Regions from separate parts of the Homo sapiens genome. Here region 2 is linked to region 1. A link is an interaction called in ENCODE POLR2A ChIA-PET data of the cell type or tissue named here. Cell type or tissue: GM12878. All regions are shown on one strand. Each heading gives the region's core, and the rest is flanking DNA. Links, peaks and the distances in the headings are about the cores only.

Region 1 (2,924 bases), core at 315-2,814:
GAATTACAGGCATGAGCCACCACGCCCGGCCCAATATCACTTTCAATGGGTCCCAACACATTAAATGATGATTTCTTGACAAAGTTTTACACACTACTTAAGGATCAATTGACATCAACCCTAACTCAAAGCCAGGAAGCTTAATCCAACATGAAAATATTCTGTGGATGTTGTACTTAGGCATATTATTCTCTGTAGTATATACTTTCATATTGATACACATATTTAACATATTGCAAAGCATATTTTAAAAGCATTGATCTATGTTCTACTGGTAATTTTCACAACGCTTAATCACATGGCCATCATAGTCTTTGCATAAGACTACCTTGTTGTTCAAGAATGGTTTTAGCATTCCATCCTTCTCCATCATACTGGCTCAGAGGTGAGAACTGACCTTCTCCCAGTAGATAAAAGACTCTCATAATTGTATTATGTACAGCAGCATCAGCATCACCTGGGAACATGTTAGAAGTTCGAACTATAGACCTCCAACCCAAACCTCTGGAATCAAAACTCAGGAGATAGGCCTTAGCAATTTGTGTTTTATTATATCCTCCAGCTGTCTGGAGAACCACATAAGTTTTGAGAAAGAAGGCAATGCACCTTATCATTCTTCAAGGCAAAGTTCACTTCACTTAGCTTGGTATTCTTCACTGCACCTAGCACCCTCAACATAACAAGCACTTAATACATATTTGTGACATAAAATAGATTAAAATATTCTAAAGACAGAACTCATTTTAGAGAACAATCCTTTCCAGCCACTATTTGGAGATTTTGATACTAGAGATGTATTTGGCTGAGAAGTTTCCTTTCCTTAACCTATTGCTAGGTTCTGTGAACTTGCCATGAATTGAAACCAAGGATGGACTACAGTCAGAATGAAGGAAGATGAGGAAGAAAAAAGCAAAGAAGAAAACAAAACCACTCTATTCCTTCTGAATTTGGCACAAAGATCTCAGGTGTTCCTTATATTCTTAAGACGTAAATCACAATGAATTATGATCATTGAGCAAATATTACTGTGAGCCTAGGTCAAAAAGCTAAGGTCATAGTGTTCTGACATAAACAAAATCAGCTTTATTTCAGAAAGAGCATAGTGAAAGGCTAATAAACATTGCTAAGTAAAGAAGGGGCTGATAACACAGATACAACATGGTAGGTCTATACTTTCTAGTGCTTATCCATTTCTCTGCCAGCCCCTGCATTTATGGCACATCAATCAAAAGTCTTGGTTTTGGAGCCAGGTGAACTGGGTTATAATCTGGCTCAGGTCTTCACTAGTTGTAGGTCTTTGGGGAAATTATTCTTCTCCTTTCTGACTGTCTTCATCTATAAAATGGAGTAATAATGGTAACTAACTCATAGAATTGATGGAAGATTTATATTAAATAATGTGTGTTGTAAATGCTCAATAAATGGTAGATTGTTTTTCTTTGTCTATAGGAGGTGTTGAGGGCTTGTAGTCTACTTGTTCAAGCAACAGGACATAAAACAAAAGCTCATTAAGTCAGATGTGGTATCCCATCAGCACTTGCCCAGCACTGAGAATACAGCAGGTATTCCAGAAGTGTGAGCCAAATCACATGCATTATACCACAGTACAAAGAAACCTTCCCCAAGAGTCATGGTTGAGAATTACACAGCAGAGATTTTCCACATCACAGAACAGAGTAGACTGGCTTGACTTCATGATATTTGGATACAAAACTGAGAAAATTAGATTTCCAAAATATATTATTACTTGAATATGAAAATATCTTTTTTTTTTTTTTTTTTTTTTGAGATGGAGCCTCGCTCTATCGCCAAGCTGGAGTACAGTGGTGTGATCTTGGCTCAATGCAACCTCCGCCTCCTGGGTTCAAGCGATTCTCCTGCCTCAGCCTCCCAAGTAGCTGAGATTACAGGTGTGTGCCACCATGTCCAGCTAATTTTTGTATTTTCAGTAGAGACAGGGTTTCACCATGTTGGCCAGGATGGTCTCAATCTCTTGACCTCGTGATCCACCCGCCTTGGCCGCCCAAAGTGCTGGGATTACAGGCGTGAGCCACTGTGCCCGGCCTGAATATCAAAATATCTTTTTCGAATTCTGTGACAGCCCATGACCCCTTCACCAGAGCAAGCCAAACACCACTTGTTTTCGCCAAAGAGACAGGAGCAAAAGGTTCTGGTATTTATCATCTGGGCTTTATCTTTTTCTGGATAGATTATGAAATTCCAGTGTATTCCAGACAGGTCCATTTTCATGGAACCAACCACTGTCTTCCCTAAAAGCATAACAGCATCACAGGCAAAGGTCCCAAGATAATAGAATTTTATATATCAGGCTGGCTTTCTAAGAGAAGTCAATAAAATCCAACAATGATGGGAAATGCAGGATGTAGCAGAGATCCTTAAAAGCAATTAGCAGAGAGCAGGGATGAAAAGCAATTATGCAAACACTAGAACACTAGGACATTCAAGACTTTTTTTTTTTTTTTCTTTTTTTTTTTTTCATTCTGTAAGGAAAGGACAGATCCCTGCTTTGGAAAAAGAATACAAATGTGCAGGTTTGAAAGTTCCCCATTAGGTGCATCTACCATTTCTATTATATTCAAATACTAAGCTTTTTAGGACTTATATTAAACTCCATAATCTTAATATTTATGACCACAACTTAACAATTAATCAAACTATTAAACACTAAAAGAGTCAAAGGCTGAGTATGGGTGGGGCAAGAAAATTTTTTTTTTTGAGATGGAGTCTCACTCTGAAACAATCTTGAAAAGCCTCCAGAAGGTACAAATTTGCTGGCACTATAAAAGACAAAGGCAACTTAAGGAGGTTCAAGGAAAAAGGAAAATAATGCTAAGAAAGAGAAAACATGAGAGAAGGCACTGGGGCCAATAATGCACAGAGTTCAGATACTAAATAGTGAAGTG
Region 2 (2,924 bases), core at 277-2,776, 150 kb after region 1:
CAAAATGTTTTTCCACTTTGCTTTTGGGTACATGTGAAATTTTATTGTATGTCCACTCATTGAGATCTCAAACATTTATTATCATAACATTTACATAATTTATGTGTATGTACCTTATCCAAGAAGGCCTATGATAGCAAAGATGCTATGTCTCAGTTTTCTTTGAATACTTCACTCCTACAATTACTGAGTGTGTATGCATGTAATATACAGTAATATAAATAACTGATAAATGTATGGGCACATACATTTTATATTGGTTGTGGCATGACTTCTAATAGTGAAAGTTATGAAACAAACTAAATATTCAAAACCAGGTGAAATAATTATAGTTAATCATATTGATGAAATATTATGAAACCACTGAAAATGAAGTTAATGAATAAGAAACATTAACTTTAAACAATAAGAAAAAACTTACGGTATTAGGATCAAAAGAAAGGGATATCATACTATATGTAGAGTAGTGTTGTGTTCTAGTTTTATCTAAAACTGTTTTGGAGAAGATGGAAGAAAACAAAACATTTTAAAAGATTAACAGGGATTATCTCTGGGCAGTAGGATTATGAGTCTTTTTACTTCATACTTTTGTGCATGAAAAAAATTAACAGTATTAAATTCTTGCTCATTTTATTTATAATAAATACATGCAGTATTGATTTTAAGAAAGAGCAAATAAGCCTTATTTTACGTATCACCAGATTATATCACAAAGTGACGTTAATTTTACTACACAGATAAATGACCACATAGCTCAAATGACCAGAAAAAAAGAATTGTGAAGTATATTCTCTAAATATAAGCATCCAACCATATTGATAGCCACCAATGTCAGTCACACTTAAAAAGATTTTTTGGCCGGGCAGCGTGCCTCACGCCTGTAATCCCAGCACTTTGGGCGGCCGAGGCGGGCAGATCATGAGGTCAGGAGATCGAGACCATCCTGGCCAACATGGTGAAACCCCGTCTCTACTAAAAATACAAAAATTAGCTGGGCATGGTGGCACGCGCCTGTAATCCCAGCTACTCGGGAGGCTGAGGCAGGAGAATCACTTGAACCTGGGAGTTGGAGGTTGCAGTGAGCCAAGATCTCCACTGCACTCCAGCCTGGCGACAGAACGAGACCCCGTCTCAAAAAAAAAAAAATTTTTTTTTTGGTTCAACAAAGCTGCTTAGTAAGTAGTTTAAAGTTATTTATTATTCTAACCCAAATGTTTCACATCACAGTAATTTGTTAAATATAATTGTATAACATAGTAAAACGTGAACTGCCAAATACAATATATTGATTGAAGGAGTCTCATGAAGCTTTGAGAGCTTCAGCGATAGTGGACAGGCTGTATTCAACCGCAGCTCCAAAGGAGAAAGTGATTAACAAAATAAGAAAATAATTAATTCAAAAGAAAATATGCTTTAGAAATATGTGATTTTTTAATTGTGAGAAGGATAAAATGTTTCCTTAAGGTCATGTAACTGTTAGCTACACAGGTAGCCTTTCTGCCCGGTAGTAAGCCCAATGTGGAAATGAAATTTAGTAGTGATTTAATTTATAATTATTTTTCAAAGTTTGAGGAATAGGAACAACTACATTATGTTCAATAGTCTGAAAGCACAAATTCTGACCTTTAAGTTCAAAGTGGAAGTCAAACTGCTATACGTCAGCATGACAACATCAAGAAAAACCAACAGGTCCCAGGGGACAAGGGGAATACCTGCTTCCCTGCCCACTATCACCCCAAAAGTTTTGTCAGAACTATTTTGGACATTTGTCAAAGATGTATTTTTTTTCCTATTTAGATCATGAGCTGTAAAAACAGAAAAAAACAAAATAATGGGCAGAAATCTATCTGAAACCCACTACTTTTTTTCCTTCCTTTATTTTAATAGATAAAAGGCTAAACCAGGTCATCTACCTAAACAAGACTGGTTCCAGGCCTCTGCTATGGCTAAGTAGTTAAGGAAATGATTTTTGCAATTAGGATGGTCTCATTTATATTGGGACTTCACTACTTACTAGGTGGGTGAGTGTGGACAGCTTACTTCCATACCCCTAGGCTTCTTTCAGCATCTGTGTAAAGGGCCATTAAGTCAGAATTAAATAAGTGGTAGCTGTTATTACTAAATATAAAAGCCTCATAGAAAAGATATGTTAGTTATTAGAAAGAAAATTTTCCCTAAAACTTCTTTTAAAACATCTTATGACAAAGTTACAGAAATATTTTTAAGCCGTTTGTAACTAATACAGACGCACATTCTCTCTCATATTTACACTTTTCACCTTTGCTTCCCATCTGGAGGAGATCATCCTCCAAGGTTTCTTCCAGCATATTTTATGATAATCAGACTATGAATTGGGAATACATATTATTTGGGCTCTGTTTTTGATTGCTATTTTTCATGTGGTAAATCCCAGAAAGCTGCCCAAATCCCCTGCTGATTATCTTGGCCAAGATGTTGACAAACTCTTAGATTTCTGCTATCCCATTGGCATCCATTGGTATTGCAATGGCATTCTTTCATCCAACGGACAAAACCTCTTTCCAAATTCTGACAACTTCTATATTATCATCATTCTTCTAATGTTAATAAGCTTGAATTTGGTAACATTAACCCCACAGTTACCAAATATGGCCTCCTCATGCCAACCCACCTCTGCTTTTTGTAGAAGAAACTATTAGGCCATTTGTAAAAGTCTGGTTTGATGACTCCTCATTTTGTGGCAATTTCATAAATATGACCAACTTTATCATTAGTCTTATTTTCTTTCAATTAATCAACAAAGCCATGAGTAAAATGTGAAAATTTAATAGTCTTTTCCCATGATTTCTCACAGACAATATAATTGAGCTTTCCATGTTATTTTACAGTTCTTTTTATATGGTAGGCACTAATGAAGGAGTCCACAAACACTGGTTACATAGCAC

What was found. Peaks named below come from ENCODE experiments on the same cell type or tissue, not always from the same donor. Only the 100,000 strongest peaks of a DNase experiment are listed, where the experiment ranks them.
Region 2: POLR2A ChIA-PET joins it to region 1 with 5 read pairs; 2 of 35 experiments call an interaction of 5 or more read pairs at or near these places.

The regions. Positions count from the first base shown.
Region 1 is chr3:60,357,514-60,360,437 of GRCh38, forward strand. All of the region lies in intron 5 of FHIT (fragile histidine triad diadenosine triphosphatase), which reads right to left. Among named protein-coding and RNA genes, the nearest start is that of MIR548BB, 260 kb to the right of the region's middle. In GM12878, for the core only: no CTCF peak of the experiment used is centred there; no DNase peak of the experiment used is centred there.
Region 2 is chr3:60,503,298-60,506,221 of GRCh38, forward strand. All of the region lies in intron 5 of FHIT (fragile histidine triad diadenosine triphosphatase), which reads right to left. Among named protein-coding and RNA genes, the nearest start is that of MIR548BB, 110 kb to the right of the region's middle. In GM12878, for the core only: no CTCF peak of the experiment used is centred there; a DNase peak (open chromatin) is centred at 1,704.